Linked DNA regions of Homo sapiens: all the other regions are linked to region 5. A link is a loop called in an ENCODE intact Hi-C map of the cell type or tissue named here. Cell type or tissue: mammary epithelial cell. All regions are shown on one strand.

What was found. A loop is a pair of places that touch in the nucleus more often than their neighbours do. Peaks named below come from ENCODE experiments on the same cell type or tissue, not always from the same donor. Only the 100,000 strongest peaks of a DNase experiment are listed, where the experiment ranks them.
Region 1: a loop joins it to region 5, with 14 times the contacts of the local background. A loop is called at or near these places in 9 of 110 quality-filtered maps.
Region 2: a loop joins it to region 5, with 13 times the contacts of the local background. A loop is called at or near these places in 30 of 110 quality-filtered maps.
Region 3: it touches region 5 in a loop (3-fold over the local background); 10 of 110 quality-filtered maps call a loop at or near these places.
Region 4: it touches region 5 in a loop (2.9-fold over the local background); 19 of 110 quality-filtered maps call a loop at or near these places.

Annotation. Positions count from the first base shown.
Region 1 is chr18:75,245,037-75,250,036 of GRCh38, forward strand. The region is part of intron 1 of TSHZ1 (teashirt zinc finger homeobox 1); the gene reads left to right. Among named protein-coding and RNA genes, the nearest start is that of TSHZ1, 37 kb to the left of the region's middle. In mammary epithelial cell, no CTCF peak of the experiment used is centred here; a DNase peak (open chromatin) is centred at 2,805; H3K4me3 peaks cover 2,066 bases; H3K27ac peaks cover 2,341 bases.
Region 2 is chr18:75,476,881-75,481,880 of GRCh38, forward strand. LOC105372201 (a long non-coding RNA gene) reads left to right here. Exons shown (of 3, transcript XR_935637.3): 3 at 1-1,666. Among named protein-coding and RNA genes, the nearest start is that of SMIM21, 52 kb to the left of the region's middle. In mammary epithelial cell, a CTCF peak has its summit at 2,322 (motif pointing left); no DNase peak of the experiment used is centred here.
Region 3 is chr18:75,038,672-75,043,671 of GRCh38, forward strand. The region is part of intron 8 of ZNF407 (zinc finger protein 407); the gene reads left to right. Among named protein-coding and RNA genes, the nearest start is that of PTGR3, 170 kb to the right of the region's middle. In mammary epithelial cell, a CTCF peak has its summit at 3,075 (motif pointing left); no DNase peak of the experiment used is centred here.
Region 4 is chr18:74,649,504-74,654,503 of GRCh38, forward strand. The region is part of intron 3 of ZNF407 (zinc finger protein 407); the gene reads left to right. Among named protein-coding and RNA genes, the nearest start is that of ZNF407, 54 kb to the left of the region's middle. In mammary epithelial cell, a CTCF peak has its summit at 3,073 (motif pointing right); no DNase peak of the experiment used is centred here.
Region 5 is chr18:74,893,760-74,898,759 of GRCh38, forward strand. The region is part of intron 7 of ZNF407 (zinc finger protein 407); the gene reads left to right. Among named protein-coding and RNA genes, the nearest start is that of ZNF407, 300 kb to the left of the region's middle. In mammary epithelial cell, a CTCF peak has its summit at 2,836; DNase peaks (open chromatin) are centred at 2,862 and 4,412; H3K27ac peaks cover 293 bases.

The DNA of each region.
Region 1 (5,000 bases), 350 kb after region 5:
AGGAGAGAACTCTTTTAAAAGTTAATGAACGAGTTGCAGTGGAACCCTATTAGATTTTCCTTCCATTAAATGCCTGCTACAGACTTCTAGTGGATGTTTTAACTAGGCATTGTTATCAAAAGGACTATTGCACAAATTAAAACCAGGCCCACAATCTATGAAGAGAAACCGGATTGACTTTTTGCCTTCAGGTAAAAAAGAAAAATGCATGGAGGAGTTGAACTCCACATTGGTATTTTTAGAAGTTGGATGCGGGAAATAGCCAGTGCCACCTGAAGCTGTGGAAACAAACAGGAGCTTGGACTTTGCAGGCATACCTCTTTTTAAAGTGAAGACATTTTCAGGAACCCCTGGATTTTTAAGGGTATGTCAGTGTTAATTTTTAACTATGTAATTGGTATTTTAAATATCTTTTTAGTTTGTACGATGCTGCTGTGCGTGTCCCATTTTTAAACCTGTGGAGCTCTCTTAAAAGGAAAAGGTCAGGCTTTCCAGGTGCCCGCTGCACCAGACGTGGGCTGTCTCCTTGCAATCACCGCAAGAATGGAGAATTTTTAAAACTGCCAGATTTTTAGTTTCTTGTTTTGTTCTGATTGATTTTATTTTAGCAAATTTACCCCTTTGTCCCTGTAAAATTTGCTTAGTCAAATGACAGATTTTGTGTTTCACATCCGGGAAGTCGTTGTCTTATCCAGGCAGGTCCTGGAGTGTTCTTCTATTTCTCCATCCACAGCTTTGTGATAAAGTCACTGTCAGTTTCTATCATAAATTATTCATAATCATGGTGCTTAACAAAAGATGCCAAGTTCTCAATGGATGCCCACTCTATGTACCATAACAGAAAAAAAGTTGTGTTTTCTTGTACTAAGTGTTGTTCTGATTAGTCTTAGTGTTAAATCTTGGTTAGCACTTGGCTTTGACTTCCACAAATACAATGCTCTGAATCAAATAAGTGCCAGGGGAGCGGGCTTCCCCTCTCCCCCAGCAAACACCACCTCACCGCCCTTCCAGGCACGTCACCAGCACCGAAGCGCCTTTACCTTATCAGCGTGGATTCAACCAAGACCTGCGCTTCACGTTTTGCTTCTTGAAAGCCAACATTTTGAAAAGAAAGTCAAACAGAGCATTTGTTAGTTGGGCATTTCCTACGAAAGACCAGCTCCAGTTCTTTGGAAGGAAATTGGCCAGATGCATGCACTGTTCAGGGCTTGTCTTAGTGCTAAAATGTAGCTAACGTGTGTGGCAAAGGTGAGGAAGTCCTGTGAGCTTCATAGTGGGAAGCGTCTCTTCTCATCTCAGGGCAGTGGGGATGACGATGGGGGCCTTGGTTCTCTGTTCAACCTCTGATGGGGTGTTTTTGGTTTCTGGTGTGTGTGTGTGTGTGTGTGTGTGTGTGTGTGTGTGTGTGTCAGAGAGAAAGAGAGAGGTAGGTCATATCCCTGTATCAGGTCCATCAAAACACACCCCAGTGCAGAACTCTTGATCCCTTGATTGCCTGCAAGCTCACAGCACACAGTGATAAGTGAAATCTCTGAGAGTAGATTTAATTTTATGAGCTGTATTATCCAAGAATACTAAGCCGTGGAGATCATGCTCAAGTCATGGGGTTTAAAGGGGTGATGGCTTCAGTTCTCTGTGTGGGGGAAGAAAGCCTGTGGCCTTTTTTTGTTTTTAGGCACAAAGCTAGTTTAATTGAAAGAATAATTTGATTTGCTGCTGCTACAGCAGAAGAGCTTGAGATGTGGCAAATTTTCTCTCCTTTCACCCAAACTCAAGAATTTAATGCTAGCAGGTGAACTTCTGAAGGCTGCTATCAAGTAGACAGAGACAATAACTGTCTTAAAAGCAGAATTTTGTCAATATTTTTTGCTGTGGGCCAAAGAACATTCACAATAATGGAGTACTAAAGCCCTGCTTGAAAATGCTGTAGAGGGAGCGGGAGTGGAGGATTTATTCCAAGTTTGAGCCTGCAGTGTTTTGGTGGTATATATGATTTCTGAATAATCTTTTTGCTCGAGCAAATGGAGGCACCCAGATATAATTTTCTGTTCAGGAAGAGCATTTGGTAGGCATTGCTACCCAGGGTTGCTGAACTGGAAGTGCCCTAGGCTGTAGTTTCTTTTCAGTTGCCGCATCGACCCACCACCGACCGTACACCTTCACCAAATGCCAGTGTTTTCTGACAGATAAAACAGGAGGTGGAATGGCCAGGAGCAGGCCATGCGGTCAGGGCTGAGGCGGTGGGCCTGCTGCTGGGAGAGGTACCCCAGAGGGCCACACTGCTCCTGCCAGGGGGGGCTGTGCCTCTTCTCTCAGTGAGTGGAGTCCCTTTGCCCTTGGTTTTAAATATGCCATTTCACCATGCTTTTGTAGAAAGTTGGTTAAACAGCAAATTGCACAACCCACAAAATGTAATGGCCTTTATGACTTAAAACAGATGCTAGATTCAGTTGCGTGAATTGCCTTGCCCCTTAAGTTATCTTACTTTGAAAAGAACGATTCCCTGAAATTTCACTTTGGAAAACACTGTTTCCCTCATTCTGCTTATGAGAACTGGTGCCTACATTTTTAATGCTATTGCAGTAAAGCGATTTTCTGATATAGATAGAGGTGAAGCCATTTTTGTAATTTTTCCAGTGTTCTCCGTATTTGGTATAATTAGAAGGGAGAGACGGAGGAGCAGTCACACACTCATATGTGAGCACACACACACTCACCCACAGCAGAGAAGCACAGCTTTGTCCTTCTTTTGAAGTGTGAAAAATATCAGTGACCTTATCATTAAATATACTTGTTGCTGTATTTATTTGAAATGTTCAGACCTTACTTTTTTTTTTTTTTTACTTCCTGTTCATTTTAGTGGGAAAGGGTGATAGCAAAAGATTTTATTTATTCAGAGCCACAGTGCAGGCAAAGTGAAAGTAAATCCTAGGCTTCCGGTGCATTCAGAAACCACAGTAAGAAAGCACTGTTTTCTCAAATATAAAGATAAGCGCACTAGCCAAATAATTTTTTTGAGGAGGTTGGAACAATAGAAGCCATCTAGAACTATTATTTGAGGCTATATATGAAAAATATATGTGAGCTTACAAAAATGTTTCTCATACTGGAAACTGTATCCATCAGGCAGACAAGACTTTCATCATGTTTATAGACAGTGATAGCAATGTAGCTCTGTCATAATATCAGTGGCCTCAGTAATTGTATTCTACTTCAAGTATAAGGTTCTGATTCTGGCGCAAGTTAATAATTCTGTTTTTACTGAAGACTTTTTCCCTTCAGAAATATCATATGATGAAGTTGCCTGTGGAAGGTGATCGAAGTGTATTCACCCTCAGGTTCATCTGGAAAGTCCTAGACTGTGGCCCACATGTTTCCTTCACGCTCACCTTCGTGTGTATTTCAGGCATTACCTTGTGATTGTTTAGATACTCTTATCATTATACATAATCCAAGGGTTATTTATCGTAAGATAGACTGAGTAATGCTGAACTCACAAATATGGGGCTGAAAATGTAAACACATTTTTGTAAATCCAATTGACAGTTAATTGGCCCACATTAATGGAGAGTTGAAGTGAAAGAAAATAGAAAACCACAAATTTCTAAAAGAAATTTTTCCCCTCATTTGGAATCCATTTTATACGTTTATTGGAAGCTAATGTTTCAGTTAACTATGACATATAGATATACGTTTACTTGCCTAATTATACTTGCTGTTAACAATACATCATGTGTTTGCCTGTGCGTCCAGCTTTGCGAGTGTGATGGTTTAATTACCCTCTGTGGTGTCTGCACGCTCTGCTAAGTCTTGTGTGGGGGAACGGTTAGAAATAGCCGCAGAGGCAAGGATTTAGAAGCTGGTGTGCCGTGAAGCCATAGGGTCACCCACCAGCAGCAGTACCAGGCGAGCCACCTCCGCGTGGGAGGAGGCCCAGGTGTCTGCTTCCTAACGCGGGGCCTGAGCCGGGCACCCTGGGGTGGAGAGGCTTGGATGGGAGCCCCAGATCTGGGCCACTGTGGTCCCTGGGCTACTGGGGGAAAGCCAGGTCCTTCACCGCCCTCCTGCCTACCCGGGGCTCTGGGCTCCAGGCCGTGGCTGCTCTCTGTCCCTTGTCCCTGCGGCCACCCAGGCCCCACCTGCTACCCGGGCAGGCTGCTCAGACACACATCCTTCCTAGTGGTCTTCCTGCAACTCCTCTGGTGGAGACCCCGGAGCCACACGGGTTGAGAGCCCTGGGTGCCTCGCCTGCCCCCACGGGGTCCTGGGGAGAGGATCATGCCCTGTGGCTCTGCATCGCTCTCACCCCTGTGGCGGGTGGGGGCAGCTGGCCTTCTCCCTGCCCTACCCCTGCAGTAGGTGGCGCAGGGTGCAGGCGGGTGGGTGGGGGGAACAGATGACTTCCTCCTCATCTAACTCCTGCAGTGGATGGGGGTGGCTTTGGTAGGGGGGAAGGGTAGGTAACTTCCTTCTCATCTCACCCCTGAAGTAGGTAGGGGCAGGTGACCTCCTCGCCATCTCACCCCTATAGTAGGTGGGGGATGCATGACCTCCTCCCTACCTCACCCCTGCAGTAGGTGTGTTGTGTGGGGGTGACTTCCTCCTCCTCAACTCACCCATGCAGTAGGTGGGGGACGTATGACCTCCTCCCTGCCTCACTCCTGCAGTAGGTAGGGGTGAGGGTATGACTTCCTCCTCCTCACCTCACCCCTGCAGTAGGTGGGGGGAGGTTACTTCCTCCTCCCTGCCTCACACCTGCAGTAGGTGGGGGTATGACTTCCTCCTCCTCACCTCACCCCTGTAGTAGGCGGGGCGGGGGTGACTTCCTCCTCCCTGCCTCACCCCTGCAGTTGGTGGGAGGTGCATGACCTCCCCATCTCACCCCTGCAGTAGGTGGGAGGGTTGACTTCCTCTTCCTCGTCTCACCCCTCCAGTTGGTGGGGGGCGCATGACCTCCTCATCTCACCCCTGCAGTAGGTGGAGGACGCATGACTTCCTGC
Region 2 (5,000 bases), 580 kb after region 5:
TTGAGTGATGTGGGTGTGCCACTGAAGGGCCGTGGGTAGGAGCGGTGTGTTTTCTGAACACCTGTTACACCTTTATTACCCAGTTCTATGAAAACATGTATAACATAGAAGCAAAGCACTCATGCTAAAGATCGCTTCTGCTGATCCTTGCTGCCAAGATCTCCCTTACGGTCCTCAGCGTCTCTTCCCTTGACCAGGTTCTTCCTGTCTTCTTGGGCTGCTTTCTCTGTATTATTTTTCTCTTCTTCTTCCAGCTTATGGAAACCATTCCTACCACAATTTTCTCTTCTAAATTTGGTTTGATAAAACCAAATACTTTTCATTGTTTCACCTGCAGTGATCTTTTTCTTAGACTTTTGCATTTTGCATTCTTTTAGTTTTAGTATCTGTACTGGCATTTCTTATATAGAGGTCCTGTTCACACCATGCCCACATTCTACAGTGGATTATACACTTTGAATATCAAGCTCCAGCTATATGAGGTAGTTTGGGATTATTGAAAGGACACCAAGAGGCAGAATGGCCATGTAAGTTATTGTTCAAGTCAGGATACTTTTGAGAGTTAAAAAAGGCAAGTTAACAACATCACACCACGGATGTAACTGGGACAATTCCAGCCAAGAACTGAGATGGTCCTTTCTTTCCTCCTCTCCCACCCCATTCTCCTCCTTGTCCTCCTTCTTCTTCCTCCTCTTCCCCATCCTCCTCTACTGCCTGTTCATAGGGGAAATATACGTCTGTCTGTCTGTCTATCTATCTATCTATCTATCTTTCTATCTATTATCTATCCATCTCCCAAATGCAAACACTGAATCACTAGTCAATAAGTCTCATTATAAATGTTTGATGCTAGCCCAATGCTGGGCTCACTTTCTAAACTCCTAGGTAATTCCACAACAGAAAGAAATAAGATTTCAGGTATTATTTTATGTTTCTTATAATATTATCAGTATAGGATACTAGTTAAACTGTGGAGACACAGAGACAAATGGAGACTAGTCTGAATAACCTGGAGACAGTCCTCTCTCACAGCAAAGTAAAATCTGGTTTGGTGGTTCTGCTTTGCAAAGTTATGACGGGCTCAAGCTCTTCCTACCTTTTTGCCTCACTCTCCTGACCTGTTGTCCTCTCCACATAGCCCCAGATGACTCACCATCATATCCACATTCTAGCCAGTGGGAAGGGGAAATGGAGTTGGTAAAAGCATGTTCCTCTTTCTCTTGTGCACTGCAACTCTGCACAGTCCATCTGTTCTTACCCCATTGGCCAGAATGCAGTCACCTTGCTTCTACTGGCTGCAAGGAAGGATGGGGATTGTAGTTTTTCCCATGAGAACTCATATACCCAGACTAAAATTGGTAACTGTATTATCAAGAGAGAGTGGGAGCAACTTGGGGACATTGACAGTTTCTGTCACACTTAGCAATATGATGTACTCATAGAGGGATACACAATTCTTGCTGTTGTTGCCTATTGATAACTTCACTGTGTATTTTCTGGTCTTCAGTTTACCATATTGTGATATATACTGTGTACATGTATAGGGACTTCATTACTTTCACTCAAAAGCTCCAATAAAGAATCATGCAGTCTAGGTGCAGTGGCTCACACTTGTAATCCCAACACTTTGGGAGGTCAAGGCAGGAGGATCGCTTGAGGCCAGGAGTTTGAGACCAGCCTGGGCAACATAGGGAGACCCAATCTTTACAGAAAATAATAATAAAAAGAATCATGCAAATCTCTAATTGTGGAAGTGTTATTTTAGCAAACTACATGAAAAGCTTACGGGTTATACCATTCATTTCCTTACCATGACATTTTATTTAATTTAACTACAAAATCTCAAAGAGTCTAATACTTTCTGATGCTCTTTTCATTTTGTGCCTTTCACATTATAATTTATAGCTTAAAGCCACCTTTCTCAAAGTCTAAAAATCTGTTAGTCAATTTTTCCCTTTTTATAACCTTTCCATATATTCTGTCATATTAAAGAGATGATGAAGCCCATTATGGCCATTAGAATTCTGATGCAATTAAGTTTTATTCCACTATAAGTGACAGGTACTTGATTCCTTCTTGGAATGGGATAATTTTCTACAGGCCTGCAACTCTTACACCCTCGTTAATTTGCAAGGCTGTTTTAGAAAATATGTTGTCAGTGCTGAATGAGGTACATCTCTAACTTTGAACAAATCATTGTCTTAATGTTCTTCAGGTTATAACATCCATTTAAAGAAAAACCTCACCATTGTCCCCAGGAGAGTCAATAAAAATGCTTCTGTGCTTTGTTTGTGGACACTTAAATAATAGGAGAGCTCCCCCTACTGATTGACGTTAGGGAATTATGGAGGAGGGGCTAATCTCAGGCCTTTCGCTCTTGTTAATTTCTCTAATGCTCATGCACAGACCAAGATGAAAATCAAAAGCAAGCCTGTTTGACACTGGCTTTTGAAATGCTTAAAAACATCAGCATTTGTCAAGTGGAAAGATTTTCATTTCAAAGTTCTAACAGGTTATTATTATTCCAAGCAATGGAGAGTTAAAAAAGGTTGAACAACTATAATAATGGTGGCATCTAAGTGTGGGGAGTGATCAGGTGTTATTGTTTGTTTGCATAAAATGATATCACCTAGCTTTGTGTTGGGTTTGTTTAAGAAATGTAGGCTAATTAGGCCATACAAGTAACTTTGTTTTCTGAAAATTAATTAAGCTTTTGTGGCCTTACCAGGTTACAGGGCCAGGCTCACCTCCCACACAGTTGCTCTGGAGCTATGTAGGAGGCAAGCCTGTCTCACGCTGAACTGCCAGGTGATGCCGTCACGGGAAGAATGGAGTTTAGTAATGCTGCATTTGAAGTCTTGTTCAAGTCGTAAAATGTTGGATTCTATTTTTATTAAATCGCTTAAACTTTCAACATAGTGAAAAAGATTTATTTAACATACATTTCACAGGCCTTTTTGAATGCATATTTTTTGGGAAAAAATACAGCAGAGGACATTTCTATAACTAAAGCTACTGTCCTGAAGGGACAAAACAAGCGCGTTAACTATTGAGGTCCTATTGTTTCATCAGGCCATCGGCAGAAACATTGAAAATGTTGTATTTGTAGGGTTATGAGGGAGCTCTACCCATCTCCTTCAAGTAAGACAGACATAAATCCTCTTTATGATTCGAGAATATCGTATAGAATCTACATAAAGTCTTAGAGGCTGTAGAGAAATAGGTTTTATTGTAAGAACCCCCAAGTAGAGAAACCAAACCAAGCATCTGGAGAAGCATATGATGTAGTGAGCTTGACAAAAAAATGCCTCATCTATAGGAAGAAGGACTGTTTTTAGCAACCTCCTTTTTGTATCTGAACACTTTTTTAAAACAGCTCTATTGAGATGTAATTTACATACCATAAAATTCTCCCATTTAAATTATACAGTTCAATGCTTTTAATATATTTACAGAGTTGTGTAACAATCATGATCTGATTTTGGAACATTTTTCATCACCTCCAAAAGAAACCCCATGTCTATGAGGTGTCACTTCTTATCACCCCCTCAATCTTCAACCCCGTACCCATTAAAAGTCACTCCCTATCACCCCCCTCAATCTTCAACCCCAGCCTCTGAAAGTCACTTATCTGCTTTTGCCTCCATGAATTTACCTCTTCTGGACATTTAATATAAATGGAATAATAATATTTGATCTTTTGTGATTGGCTTTGTTTCATGGCATAATATTTGAGGTTTATCCTTGTTTTAGCATGTATAAGTAATTCATCTTTTTTTGCCAAATAGTATTCCATTGTATGGGCATACCACATTTTGTTTATCCATTTATCAGCTGAAGGACATTTGGGTTGTTTACACTTTTTGGCTGTTACGAGCAGTAGCTGCCCTCGGTCTTCATCCAGAAGTCTTTGCAGGGACATATGTTCTCATTTTCCTTGGGTAGTTACTTAGGAGTGGAATTTCTGGGACATATGGTGACTCTATATTTAACATATTGAGGAACTGCCCAAATGTTCTCCAGTGTTTCTGCACCTTTTTACATTCCCACCAGTAAGGTGGGTTCCAATTTCATCACATCCTTACCAACCTTTATTATTGGCTTTTTGATTATAGCTATTCTATTGGATGTGCAGTGGAATCTTATTGTAGTTTTGATTTGCATTTCCCTAATGAGTAAGGACATTGAATATCTTTTCATGTGCTTTTTCGCCATTTGTATATCTTCTTTGGAGAAATGTCTGTTCAAATCATTTGCCTGTTTTATGACTGGGTTATTCTTATCATTATTGTGTTATGTGAAGTTGCTTTTATATACTTTGGATACAGGTCTTTTATCAGATATATAATATTTTCTCTAATTTTATGGGCTGATATTCCAATTACTTGATGATGTTGTTTGACTCATAAAAGTTTTTAATTTTGATGAAGTCTAATTCATCAATTTTGCCTTTTATTGTTTCTGCTTTTGGTGTCACATTTAAGCAATCACTGCCTAACCTAAAGTTCCAACAGGTCACAGAGATTTACTTCTAAGTCTTTTTACAAGACATAGAAATTGGTTTAGTTTTTACAGTTAGGTCTATGATCCATTTTGAGTTTAGTTTGTATATGGCATAAGGGAGGGGGCTAAATAAAGCCTTATGCATGTGGATATTCAGTAATCTCAGCACATTTATTGAGGGGACTGTTTACCCCCATTGGCATCTTTATGGAAAATTAATTGACTATAAGTGTAAGTTTTTCTTTCTGGACTTTTAACTTTATTCCATTCATCAATGTGTCTATCTTCATGCCAGTACCACACTGCTTTAATTATTATAGCTTTGTAATAGGTTTTAAAATGGGAGAATGTGAGTCTTCTTTGTCTTTTTTTTTTTTTTTTTTTTTTAGCATTGATTTAGCTATTCTTGGTCCTTTGCATTTCTATAGGAATTTTAAGGTCAACGTATCAATTTCTGCAAAAAGAAAAATGGCCCCTTTTATTGATATTCCCTCTGT
Region 3 (5,000 bases), 140 kb after region 5:
AAACAGAATGACACCACCATTAACAATGGAGAAGTGCCTTTTCAGGGGTTCGCTTAGAAACTTAGGAGTTAAACGTGTATTTAAAATCCATGTTTCAATTACTGTATCACCTAATCTTCCAAGCATACACATGGAATACTGTTCCTTTGTGTGGCAGCTGTAAAAATCCTAAGCAGTTTTTACTGTCAAGAAAACTCTGAATAAACAGGGGCTGTTAACTTAGGCAGATATCTGAGGTTATTTGGTGGCAATCAAGAACTCGCAGCACTTCAACTAATGGGTTATGATCAGAAACTGTTCCTAATAGCCAGCTAGACGGATCTGAATATGAAGATTTCTATAATTTTGTTGTCAGCTTGTGATGTACTCTAGTGCTAATTATTTGGAACAATTATGTTTTCCTAATAACAAAAGAAGAAGCAGTGAATTAAGCAGGCTTACCTTCACATCTTTAGATAACAGTTTAAATGCACTTGCCATTAAGAAATAACATTTCTTTTTGCCTTACGGAGCCCTAATTATTTAAGATGCTTGTCTTTTAAAATCTACCGCTTCCACTTCTTCTAAACCTGTTCGATGTGTCAGTTTACACTGATGATTTCAGTAACTAGTATTTTCTCAGTCTTAGGTTTATGCCTGTACCTCCATAGACTGCTTACTTCATTTAGTTATTCAAAAACCATAATTAGTGCAGTAATTAACGTGTGGATCCTTCAAAGGAAGACTGCTAGAATCATGGGACGTGTCTCATCATTCTTACTGATGTGTGGATGATAAAGAGACTGAGGCTGCTGTGACAACAGGACTTGTATTACTGCACAGTAACGGTGCTGCAGGGAAATTCAGACAGGACCTTGGTCCACAGAGCCCCAACGTTTGAAAAAAGTAATTATCCACACTGTTTCCATAATTCAGCTAGGTGTTATCCTGCATTTGCAGCTGTCAAATCATTTGTTTTAAATGTTTTTTTAAATATCTTATGAATACTTGAAAGTTTTGAGTTTTGCAGATTATCTCTCAGCCTATTTCTAAGCACAGGGGCCAAGCTTTTTTTTTTTTTTTTTTTTAATCCATTACAGAGTCTTTCCTGACAATTTATTTCAGGCATTTGATAGTAATTTGAGTTAATGCAGGTTATAGTTTCAAAATCATAGTCATAAAGAAAAAGCTCAATTTTATACATTTCCCTAGAGAATTTTTTTTTTTGGTTCAATCTCAGTTTTCTCATAAGCGGAATTTCTTGTTTTCAAGCTATGGAAATGAGTTGTATGCAGTTGAATTTGGCTGGGTATGACAGAGAGAGGTGCCGATAATGGTTCTGCAGTGCTCACAGCTACCTTGTTGGTCTCTCTCTCTGGTTCTTTCATTTAGAACGTTTGGCCTTTAACTTCCTATAAACAGAGGCCCATTTTTCACACCATGTCATTCATTGACATCTGCCCCCAAAATTCTGTGCTGCATTTTATCCCTCAGATAGCTCATGTGAACTGGGATGAAGTAGCTTTGATCACGTGGAGTGATGTGCATTTCCTGCCTAAAGGAATTTTTGTCACAGTCATGAGAATGCTGCCAATTTGGGCTTCTTCGGAGCCTAAAGTCCAGGCTGAAGTGTGAGTAGGCTGTTGATATTAGATACTGGATATTGATAGGGAACAGTCATATAACGAGAACTTTATTTCAATTGAGTGGCTACGGGTTGATTCCCCATGTTTAATATACTAAAAAAAGATACTGGGTATTGATCTGTGTTCAAAATGGGGTGGAAGATTCTGTCTTCCTCTAAATTTTATCAAGTGGAATATACCTTTATATTCTTAATATCTTGTCAGTGTGTTCCGCATTTACAGTACATCTTTATGTATTATACTTGTTGAGGTTGAATTGGCTACACGTGGTTTCAGCCGCAACATAATCAAACCATTAGGCATTCTGAGCTCATTAATAACTTGTAGCTGAGTGTGTGTATGTGATACTCTGCAGATAGACCCTCTTTGCCAGTTGGAACACAAAGTTGCCCACTGCGTAACTCTTTTCCTAAAAGATAAACTATCTAAATTAGCCTATATGGATGCTGCTACAGTTAATTAACTAAAAATTCAGTAAGTTTTTTTTTACACTCTTTCTAATACTTCTAATCCAGACTTCTAAACAACATTCTAATTTGTGAAAAACAGCTTTGAAACATGCTGTGACAAAGCACATGGAGAACGGTAGAGCTCCACGTGTGATGCCGGCCAGCACTGTTACTAATGCTGTGTCCTGCTCGTGAAGTAGGAATTGTTTTTTCAGAAGCTGCAATTACTTTGGTGGCAAGCAGTTCTGAAGGGAAGGAAGAACAAGGGTTCTTCCCCGTGTTAAGCATTGCTACAGGCCAAGCATGCACTACGGGGCACTTGGTGCAGTCTGTTCCTAATACTCGCAGTATCCCGCAAGGTGTCAGTGCCCTGTGCAATGGACGTAGAAACTGAAGCTTAGAGAGGTGGACAAGCTGCCCAGGCATATGTAGCTAGTTAGTGGCTAAACGTAGATTTTAAGCTAGATCTGCCTGAGTCTTAATGTCTACATAAAATCACATTCTTAAAGAAAGGGTAGCATTATTGATAGTTAAAAGCCTTACCACGTTCCTAAGTGATTGCCAGTTATTATTATGAAAAAGAAGACACTAACGACCATAGGAAAAGCTGTAGGGTTTCCCCCCTTTCTTCAACCATAAAAGAGCTAGCACTGTTGTCCACACACATGCACTTTCCGTCTCTTCTTACCTCTCACACACACACTCTCTCTCTCACACACACACACTCACACACACAGAATCCATCTAAACAAGCAATACCTTGAAATCCACTCCTACGATGTCTTTTTAGCCATGAGATCACTCAGGCCTAGTGGAAAAGTATTGTAGGTCTCTCACATTCGGCTGATACTGTAGCGCATGTGTGTGCATGCACGTGCACACACACACACACACACACACACACACACACAAACTGAGCCAAAAACAAATGTGCAGCTCTAGTGTAACTGAAGGATAAGTAGAAACTAAGGAACAGTGTTGATTGACCACAATTACAGCCACCTAGTGGACGATCAGCATCCCCATTTTTATATAAAGCCACATTCATTCAAGAGGTAGCTTGTCCTTAAACACTGTGTAGCCTGCATTCACAAATGTCAATACAAACACCAGCGACCGCCTCCGATGTCACAAATGTCAATACAGACATCAGCGAGTGTCTCCCACAGATGTAACACTAAGCCCAGCCTGGTAGAAGCCCATCTTCAGCTTTAGATAATTTGCATTTCATTCTTTTTAGGTATCTGATTGATACATATTTGGCCTTTCTGAATATCCCTTGCCCTTTGAATTAGCCTTGCTCATTTCTTTCCTTTTTTTTTTTTTTTCTTATTAACTAGAGTCAGAGTCTCACTATGTTGCCCCAGCTAATCTGGAACTCCTGGGCTCCAGTGGTCCTCCCACCTTGGCCTCCCAAAGTGCTGGGATCATGGGTATGAACCACCACACCTGGCCAGCCTTCTCATTTCTGTAACAACAGTAAAAGTAAAATGTAGAAGTAAAAGACAGTTCAGCCTTATGATTTTTGTACTTATTATACTTCAGAAGATTATATAAACCATAAGGTTTATATTAGATATAATTTTCATTATATCTAGAAAATAAATATGACACTGGACAGATCAGGTTTGTTTTCAGATGTGAAAAATAAGTCACTGAATTGGTCTGAATACCTAAAGATGAAGAAAAGAGTCATAATATTGTATAATTAGAGTCCTAAGAGTCTGTAGAGAGAAAATGATGTAACTGCCCACTGAATTTAGGAGTGCTCCACAGCATTTTTGACAGGAAATGATTGGCACACTCTTCTGTGCTTATATGGAGTGCATTTACTTTTTCTAAATGGAGATTTAATTTACATGCAGTAAATTTCATCTTTTTTAGGTATACAGTTGGATGTGTTTTGTCAAATGTTTGCAATCATGCAAGCACAACCAAGTTAGAGAACGTTTCCATTACCCCAAAAAGTTGCCTAGTGCCACTCTTCAGTAAATCTCTTCTCCTAGCACTCAGGCCTTGGCTGTCCCTATAGTTTTGTCTTTTCCAGCATGTCACGTCAGTGGCAGGTACCCATCTATTTCACTTGGCACAATGCTTTTCAACTTCATTCCCATTGCTGCACATCCACTGCTCATGTTCCCTCCTGTCACCAAGTCCTGTTCCGTCGCATGCGTGTACCAGTATGTTTGCCTGTCTCCTGGTGATGGACATTAGGTTGCTTCCAGTTGTGGGTGATTAGGAATCACCCTACTGTCAATGTTTGGCAACAGGTCTTTGTATGGGCATGTGTTTTCATTTTCTTAGGAATGGGGTCATGGGATGATGTGGTGAGAAATTGCCAACAAACTGTTTTCCACCATGGCTGTGCCATTTCGCATCCCCACCAGCAGTTCATGAGAGCTCCAGGTGCTCCGCGTCCTCACCAGCACTTGGCATGATCGGTCTTTTTAAAATTTTAGCCATTCTAATGGGTGTGTTGTGTATCTCATCATGGTTTTAATTTGCATTTTCCTAGTGACTGATGATACCAAGCATCTTTTCATGTATCCATGTGTAAATTGTTCTCAGTTTTAGAAAAATTCTTCCTCATAATGAGCTAAAGCAGTCCTCCTATGCTCTGGACCTGCACAGGTCATGTGCATGCCCAGCTCTACATAACAGCCTGCCAGATATTTGGAGGCTGTTTTCCTGTCCTTATTTCCACCCCTCAAATCTATCTTTGCCAAGCCAGCCTGCTTAGTTCATTCCTTTCACCTGCCTGCCTCCCTCCATCCCTCCCATCACTGTCCGCTTGCTATGGCTTCTGCACCAACCCTCTGGTTTCTGTATCACATCATTGTGGATGTGCTCCCATTTCTGCATCTCTATTAAACATGTTTCCTGGCACTGAATGCAGTGTTCTGCTTTGCAAGTGCCGTGTTGTCTT
Region 4 (5,000 bases), 240 kb before region 5:
TAGTCTGAAAAATTGGAATGTGTTTAAATATTAAAGACATTTTAGTATTCACCACTAAAATTTATTTTAAAAATAGGGTTTTAGAACTTACACTGTTGCCTGGTCCAATCCATCTAGTGGACAGGTAAAGAAATTTGGGTCAAGAGCTTAAGTGACTTTTCACAAATGGAGACAAGAACCCAGGACTTGTGACTCTCGGGTCAGGGCTGTTTCTATTTTATCCCACTGGCATTCTAATTAGCTTTAATGTAGCTCTTAAACTTTTCAGTCTCACTATTTTTAGCTACCATTCTTTTTAACAAGGGAAATAATGGACACAGGTTTAAGCAGCAAAGTTAATTAATTGATCAACATTCGTCCATTCATTTTCAAACATTTTCTGAGTGCCAAACGTGGGAACTCTAGTTTCAGTAACCAACAGTGGTGAATCTATTATAATTCCTTTTGAGTTTAGATGGTCACTTCTATCAAAGGATAGAATTAACTATTAAGTGATGAAGATACACAAGCAATTTGGGTATTCATTGTGAGGCAACTGTTTTCTCTTTTCCTTAAGATGATAGAACATGGGCAATGTGAATTATATCTAAAATCAGCTGGATTGTCAAAAATAGCATTTCACTTTATTTTGTATTAGGAACAAATAATCGAAAATGTCTTTGTCATAGTCTGTTTGACTAGTGCCCATTGGCAGAATAATTTTATTTCCCCTGCCACCCCTCCCTGCTGTCTCTTAGTTCTTAGCTGAAAAGTTCCTTTTCAGCTAGTATCTGATGGACTATATGGTCTCTGTGCATGGTATCGTTTACAATTGTTGGTGCTTACTTAGTCTGCATCATGTAGCACTCCTGCCTAGTCACTTTAAGGGATGCAAAGACTGACAATTTCTTTGTTTTGAATTGCTGCAGTACTTCAAAAGAAGCCCCATTGAGATTTAGAGACTTGTAAACATTGAGAGAAACGGAGCACCTTTCTGCATCCACAGACAAGTTAGGTTGATGACTGCTGTGTTGGTGTAGTTCAGCAGACATCCTGTTAGTCACTCTTTCTAGGTAGTTTGGTTGACAGGGGTCTGCACTTGGTCATACACTTTAGGGTGGGCTCATGTATGAAACAGGCAAACTCACAGACTTTGCAGGTTCTCTTTGTGAGAGAGACAGAGAACACTTACATAGGGCCTAGGTGGCATTTTTGAAGTATTCATGGAAGGGGTGGGCCACGGGAATATTGTTTGTTACCCCAAAGAACACATTATCTTAAGGTGTAGAAAAAAATTTACTGGCTTTATAGTAATGTCATAACAGTTTCACTGTAATTAAATATTTTTGCACTAATGATTATACTGTGATAGAGAGCATAATAAATTATTGAGAACTACATTTCCATTTCTGTAGTGGAGGGGGCAAGAAATTGCTATATATGTGTGTGTGTGTCTATCTATCTATCTATCTATATATAAATATAATATTTCCCCCCTTAGCTTGGTGGGACTGTAGCTCAAGGGTAAAGATAGAAATTTTGGTGTTTATGTTACAAAATTATTCTTAAACAACCCATTTAAGTCTTTCTGGGTTGTTTTAGTCTTGATGTGTTAGAGAGTGATAATTTTATGCAAGTTATGATTAAAACCCTGTTACTGTCATCCTTAAAGAGCACATTAAAAATACCCTGTTTGGAAAATGACAGTTTTAAAAATAGACAAAATTATATGTTAGTTATGAAGAGCGATGGAATTTATTGAGCCGAAATGTTTTGAAGGAGATTTAAGAATCTTGCACTTTGGGAAGAAGTTAATGACTGATTAACAACAGCAATTAAAAGATGAGGAAAAGGTATATAATTAAAATTGCAGTACTTGCTTTGTCAAGTACGAGTGTCATCTATTGTGTACTTGTTAAAAGCTGAAGAAAAAGAAACCAGCATTTAATTTCAGCCCGGTTTTGAAGAAGAGGCCGATAATTTGCCTGTAGATGCCTGCGTGAAGGTTGTAACTCATGTTTAAGCGAGACTGTGTCATTAGAAGTTCACAGCCATGTATTTTCTGTTGACAGTCATCGACAGAGAATATTTGGCAGTCAGAAGTAATTTAACTTAATTAATGGGATGCATATTTGATGGAGGAATAAAATATTCAGGCTCAGCAAAGTGGAAAAAAGGAAAGATTTAGTGGGAGTAAAAGGTTGAAGAATGTAATTTGTGCATTCATTCTGCTGCTCAGAATTATGAATTGTCTTGCAGAGATATAAAGCCGAGGTGATCCTTAGATGGAAATGTGCTGTCCCTCAACAAAGAGAGCAATCAAGATGACAGTTCATGATTTAATTGATGCCAGAGTGAACTTGCTCTAACAAATAGGGACATCACATTATTTTGAAAACTCTGCTGGAGTAGTTAGTCGTTGGATTGTTAAATATTCATTGTAACTTCAATGTTATAGCATTGCTGTGTCTATACTGAGTACAGACCAGTGAAATCTGTCACAGAGCCCTTAATCTCTCCTGTCAGATTTTAATTGACTTCCTGTAGGTAAAGATGACTTCATGGAAAGTTTGCTCAAGAATTTGATATCATCAAGTAGAGCAGCTTTTCCATTCAAGTACAGTATAGTCCCCCTTTTTTCTACCCTTTTAAAGAGGCTTTTGAAAATATTATTCAGAGCTATAATGTAGGAAATCACTTAAAATTACAGCAGAAAAATATCTAAAGATCAAAGTTAAGTACCTTTTTATAGCGTTGCCAAAATATTCAGCATATTTCTGTTTCCTATCATTATCTAAAACACATTTGATTGTTGGAAGACAGCAGTATGATTATATTTCTAGAAATAAAGGGTTTTAATACTTGCTAGGGTTTTTATTCATCGAGCAATTTCAAAATACATCGTAGCCTTTTCCTGTTTAAACTAAATATAAAATAAAAATATATATCATGGAAACGTTACTGTGGAACTTACGGTATTTTAATCTTTATTATTTGTTTTTGCTTATTACATGAATATTGCTTATATTTTCCCCCCATGCTGAGAACTTAAACTAAGGCAGTTAGATGTAAAAATCATGAAGGACCAGCAGAGGGCAATATTATGTTACTCTAACACTTCTACTGGGGTAAGTTTTGTGATTGAAACAATACAAAAGGTTTTCAGGGGTGGGTGCTATATTTTTCTCCATTAGTTTCATATTACAACTTCCCGAGGTGCTTCCTCCCTTGGTCTGAAAAATCAAAACAAAGAACTATTGGCAAAACTTTCCTAAGTCAGAACCAATGCACATAACACAGTTTAGTTTCTCCTTCGGTAAATTACATTTTCTCAGTTTCAGTCACCTCTCACATATAGGGTATGTTAGGTGTTTATAGCTGATCATTAGTGAGTTTGGAATAAATTTAAGCTTGCATTTCAAATCAGTCATATAAGCTATGACTGGACATGTTCCATAAAAACAAGGGAGGTTATTAGCAAAGCTTGCTAGATGTGGATTGGTTGAAAAACGGAAAATTCTAGAGATTTGAAATTTATTAAACAATTTATATTTGACTCCACACCCTATGTTCTGTATTTAGATTTTGTAGAATTCACTGAACATGGTTTGTGTGATGTGACATTTTGTTGAACCAAATTAAGCCTATCAAGATAGCCATAGATGTCTGTGGTAAGGAAATTGATGTCATTGCAGTTCTCTTGGATATATGGTTTTCCAATCAAAATATCTAGTTGCTATGAAGTTTTCTGTTTGGCTATTGTAGATTATGCTGTTTTAGTTGCAGGGATTTCAAGTTGAATCTCTTTAAAAGTTTATTTAAGCGTCATATTCTCAGTTGTCTATATTTTGAGTAACAAAAGAATATTGTGTCCATTAAACCTGCCATTTGCCAACTGAAGTTAGTAATAGTAACTTAGGTTTAAACACCTAGAAAATGATGGGCCTTTTTATGTCTATGGTTTATAAAATTATAATTTTGTAATCTCAGTATATTATTAATATATATTTGCAGAACTATTGTGAAATATTACTAACCATAAAAGTTGAATCTATTTTTGACTCAGATCTTTAGTATAGGGACAATGGGTTTTTAGCAATTAAATGCTAAATATATTTAACATGTATCGATATGCTTATATTTATTGAATCTTCATATATTGATTCATAGTGATTAGTTTCAATTTCAGTAATGTCTTTTACAAAATAGCGATACTACAAACTAACATGTTGGAAAAAAGCTCATGCTTATACATTATTTAAAGCATCAGTAGATTATCAAAAACTAACGTAATTATGCACACTTAGTGTTTCCTTATGATAACTTATTGAAATGATGTATGCTATTTGAAATAAAATGATGATTTTAGCTATTTTTTAGAAAAAAATGAATTGACATTGTTGGCTTATGTGTTATCATGAACATGCTAATATATTATTCATTGGACTCCTTTTTTTGAGTGAAATTTATGTCCATCGATATAATTTTAATGAGTGCTCAATTACAGACTTTTAAGTATCAATACTTCAAAATATTTAGTTTTACATTAGCAATAACAGACATGAAATCGTTGCATTGACAATCGTAGGTCTTGATAATTCAAGGAATAATTCTGCTGCTGATCATTTCTACTAAAAAAGAGAAATTGGTAGTAGGCATACTATTAGAAATTTGTTATTGAAGGACCATTTGAGGAAGTATAAAATACAGGATAATATTTTAATTTCTTGACATCAAGAATGACCTTATTATTTACCAGTAGGTATAGTTAGTCCTATTAGTCTCCCTCTAATCTGATTAAGGCAGTAAACATGGCAGCACCTCTGGCATTTAAGTAGAATTATTATTTTTAATGGTTTTTCTGACAGAAAAATAAAGGCAATGTTTTGGCCAGACTTTAAACAAATTTCTTTGATTTCATTTCTATGAAAATTCTTTCAGTGCCAAACTGAAAAATATAGTGCAAACACTGTGGTTATACCTCTAGTTTATAATTTGGTAACTAAAGGAACTCACTTGCC
Region 5 (5,000 bases):
TTGTTTATTTTCATATTTATCTCACTGGTTTATTTTCATAATATTTTACTGTTCAAAATATTTAACTTCTAGTTTTATGTTTTTATTTGTATAATATCAATAGATAAAAATTATTCCTGTGGAGTATTCCTATATTTGCCATTATTAACACTTAATCTGCAGGCAGCTTACCATCATTAGAAACTGAAATATTATTTAAGTTTCATTTGAAAATGTATTTCTCATTTTATAAATTGAACATTAGTGGAGAAATACTAGTAGTTATAATTATTCATGAAAAATACAAATATAGATTTGTTTACAAAATAACTTTATAATTGGTCTTTTGAACCTGAGGCTATTTTTCAAGTTTGCATTATTAATTTAGGCAATGACATCTCATTCTATTTAAATGTAAACGTGTACCTCCTTCATTAGCTTTTACTGTCTAAAATATCCAAAAGTCTAATCCATTACAAATCAGTATATTCAATCATTACTCCAAAACTTTTTTGCCATTAGTTACTATTCGTTATAAATTCAAAGCACAAATTGGATTCATAGAACACTGGTCTAGAATATTATTTCTGTAGCAAATTCTTTAGATTTGTTTCTGCATTAAAATGAAAAAAAATAACATTTTTCTATGTTTTTATTTTTCTTTGTTACATGTCACCTCTGTATTAATGAGAATGAAATAGAAAAAAAATTAGTGTGTTATAGTAAGTAAACGTTGGAATAGCTTAAAATTCCTACTTTCCAAAACATAGGGTTTTTTAATATTGAACTACATTGTGTTTCACTCATCACATTGGCTTCCACATCAGAGTGGATGTGTTTCACTTCAGTGGCCTCAACTGGGCTTTTGTTTATGTGAAACTTATTTCTTCCATTTCTTCTCTATGATTTATAGGGGATATATAATAAATGCATATTAAACAGTAAAGCACTGATAAGTCATGAAAAGTAACACAGAAATACTACCTGTAGTATAAAAATATTAAGGATAACCCTACATTGCACTTTAAATGTTAATTTAGTAAATTGCAGAAAACTGAAATGGCAAGCCAGACTCTGACAGTTTTATCATCTGCATATTGTGTCTCTATTATTGAAATTGGGATAGCATCAGTGTTCCTTCAGACTAGTTTTGGCCAGAGTTTTCCTTAACTGTGTCACTTCCTTAGTACTTCTAACCTTACATACCCTTTTTAATTTTTTTTTAACTATCTACATCTTTCTCTATTTTTCTTTTTTATTCATTACTTGACATCATAACCCTGAGTAGAAAGTCTGTATCTCGTGGAGCAGAAGAATAGAATCTGCAGTCCCTGCCTCATATTGAAGATTTACCTCGTCATTTTGCTAAATTTGTTGGAAATACACTTTGGGTATTTTTCCCCCTACTTATGGCCGATATAGCTCTTAACCAGTGTTAATGACTTCTACAAAGTACTTTTTCATCTTAAGAGGTTTTTTTTTTTTCTTTTTTTGGTGAGGGGAAGTCAAAAGATATTTCAAGTAATATTGTAACTCAGATAGTGATGCTCAACTAGAAGTGTGCTTACATTTTGTAATAGTCTCCAGTGTCTCTTTGATTTCACATCTAAACATTTTGTTGAGTATTTCTAATCAAATTTCTCAAGTTCTTACATGTGTGACTGGCACAGGGCAAATTTGCTGTTCTTTACCACCATTTGATATATGTATCGACATCCTTGAAAATTTTTGCCAAACATACTTTTAATTTAATAGAATTTTGTCTGAACTTTGCATATTGCTGGAAGCATTTTTAAGGAAGTTTTAAGATGCAATGACAAAAAAAATTGTATTTATAATTTTCATTTCTCCTGAAAGTTGAGTTTAATTTTTTAAACATATATTTATCTAAAATATCTCAGTTATAAAACATGTTTTTCAGGTCATAGATAACAGTATACATTTCTATACAGTTTTCTTGTATAAACACTTTATGTTGATAATGCATAGCTAAGTAATAAGGCAAGCCTTCTTAGATACTGTGGCATTAAGAATTCAGTATACAATGGGATTCATTGTTCTGTTCTGCCACTTGTTTCAGCAGCCTCCTGAGTTAGGGCGACTCACTCCACAGGGAATAATTTTCTTCTTTTGGATAATCTCTTCAGAGACTTTCAGTTTTCCTTTTGCTTCCTGTGCAGGCTCATAGGCTGTACCACAAGAAGCAGTGGATAGAACAAATGTGGTTTTGCCCCTGAATACAGACAATGAGAAAAAATAGATCTTGATCTCTGTAGCAGTATATTGTATTTGCTGAGAGAAGTGAAATTATATATACCAAAATGAACAGTACACAATCTTCCAGAGAATCAGAGGTTTCATTTATTTCTTTTGGGTGATTTTGAAGTTCTTAAAGAATAAAGGGATCCCATAAAAATAATCAAAATGAAAATGTCTAGAATTAATATTAGATATAATTGAGATTTGAAGCAGTTTGATCAATGCCACAAACCTGGTTTGATCAGAACAGACTTTAAATCAAAACTATTTTTGTCATTTAAAGTACCAGTCAACACGTTTCCATTATGTCATTTACCTCAAGTCTATATGTCTTTATATTTTACTCTATTGTAACTGCCAATCTAGTCGATGGAATAAAAATACAAATGTCCCAGGCTGAAAGATTACTTTGAAAGCCTAAAATTCCAGTTACTTTCCAAACTTTTCTTAGGCTAATAATGATTCCAAGGCCTTCTTCAAATTGTGATGAATTTCTGGAAGACAAATGTGTCCCCTGAACTGTCTGTGCAGTGCTTGCTCCTGGTCAGATCGCCCCTTCCTGCTTGTCACCTGCACACAGTTCAGCCAGCCACAGGTAGATGTCAGTGTGGTGGCTGGTTTGCGAAACTGTTTTGTCCTGGCAAGCATAAAGATTGCTTTGAAAGGTTCTCCTAGCTTGTGTCATGATGACACTTTATACCGGTGTACTCCCTTTCACGTGGAGTAGAAGTTCCTGGCAAGTTTAGGTGGGATTTTTTTGAGGGGTTCCCTAACAAAATAAAATGAATGTCCTCTTAATTGTATCATCTGTTCAGGTGTTCTATAATGAAGTGTGAATGTTGTACTATGTGTTAATCTATTCTTCCTTTTTTTCTGACAATTCTTTGCAGCAGAACTTGAGTTCTTCCTGAATGAAATATTTCCTAGTTTTCTCTGCCCATTTCATTAGTGAATTTTATCTCATCAGTTCTAATTTTTTATTTGGTTTTGTATTTTGTATAATGTTTTTTATCTAGTGTTACTTTCATATTCAGCTTGCTTTATTCATAATTTTCTTTCTTGCCCTCTAACACACAAGTACATAGGCTTTTTAAAATTTTTGTTTTCAGCCTAAGAGGCTCTGTGCTGATATAGCACAAGCATTTACACTAGGTCTTTAGTTAACATTGTTAAATTTTATCTTAAAAAACAAAACAACCTTGTTTAAGTAAAAGATCTTACAAACTTGAAAACAAATAGATTCCATAGCATTAAAAATTATAAATTGGTTCACATGTCTTTAAAAGAAAAAGAATCAGAGATCCTACTTTTTGTTGATCAGTTACAAATAAGTTGCTTTGTTTGTTGATGTAGCTTAAATAGGCATTGGGATCACAGATTAATTAGAAGAGTCATTTTGAACACAAAGTGACCATGCATTCCGTCTGCTATCTCTTTAAGTAGAATCCAGATAAACATGTTTATTAAACCTGCTGTTGTTGAATCGCAAATCCAGTCATTATAAAAGGACCAAAGCTATCTTTGGGGATGGTCTTTCTACAAGGAATTACTATGGACAGTCCCTTGGGTAGTAGTTAGATATATCTGTATATATTGTGGAAGAAAGAAAGGCCTTAGAGATGAAAAAAATAGAAAATTTTTTTTTGGGCAATAGTCTCTTGCATAATAAGTTATTCCTTAGACACTAGAGCTATTATCAAACAACAAAACACTTTACTATGTAACTATCTATATCTTCCAGCAATAGAAGCTCATACAGTGTAGCTTATTAGGAAAACTCTCTAATCTCCAGGAGGAGCTGACAGAAGTCACCTATGCATCCCTACAGTGTGGGGTTGGATGTAGACTCAGCTGTGGATCTGAGAGAAAATAACCCAATTTTTGCAAGTACTATTGGTGGAAAATAGCAACGACAGAATAACTTTGAAGTATATAAAAGTTTGTACTTTATGTACAAATCAGTTTTCACTAATTTGGTCAGAGTGCTAAGATACTAGTTATTTCATTTTATTTTCAGCTTCTTTGTTTCCACATATTCTGAAATATTGCCTGTCTGGAGCCTGTAGAAAAAATGTGAAAGACAGAAAGACAAACTTTGAACATTTGGAAAATGGTGATGCCGTCGTTTTTATGAAGCAGAGGAAGACAGAGCAGCTTATGTATCAGCGTGTCTGACTCATTCCACTCCCTCTAGGCATAAGATGCTGCCTTCTGTGTGGTAGCATTTATTGTGTATATTTTGGCTCATCCCTAAGAATTTCTTTAAGACAATATTATATCTTTTATAAATTTTACATCTTTGTCTTCTTAATTAGGGAATGTAGCACAAATTTTTTGTTGGATTTTTTTTCCTATTCATATTATTTTCGTACTTAACTACATTTATTAGAAGTTCTAGAAAAAGAACTACTTCTGAGGTTTTGTTTTGTTTTGGTAAAACAATGTTGCACTGTTGCCAGCTGCAGAACTGCAAGTGAGCAATAATTCAAATAAATTAGAATTCCTTATTCAATAACGCAGTGTGTAACCTGATACTTTTCTCTGTGGAGAATTTTAACCTAATATTAATCTTTCCTCTTTAAACTTTAATCTCTTATTTTTAATTATTATGGCCTGAATCTTTGTAAACAACCTAGTCCTCATTTTGTATCTTTAATATTAGCTAGGGCACCATTTGGAGATCTCTGTGTAGGTCTTGAGTGTATGTTGATTAACTTGACATGGTATTTTCTTTCAGTACATTTTGTTTCTTCATCTTAAAT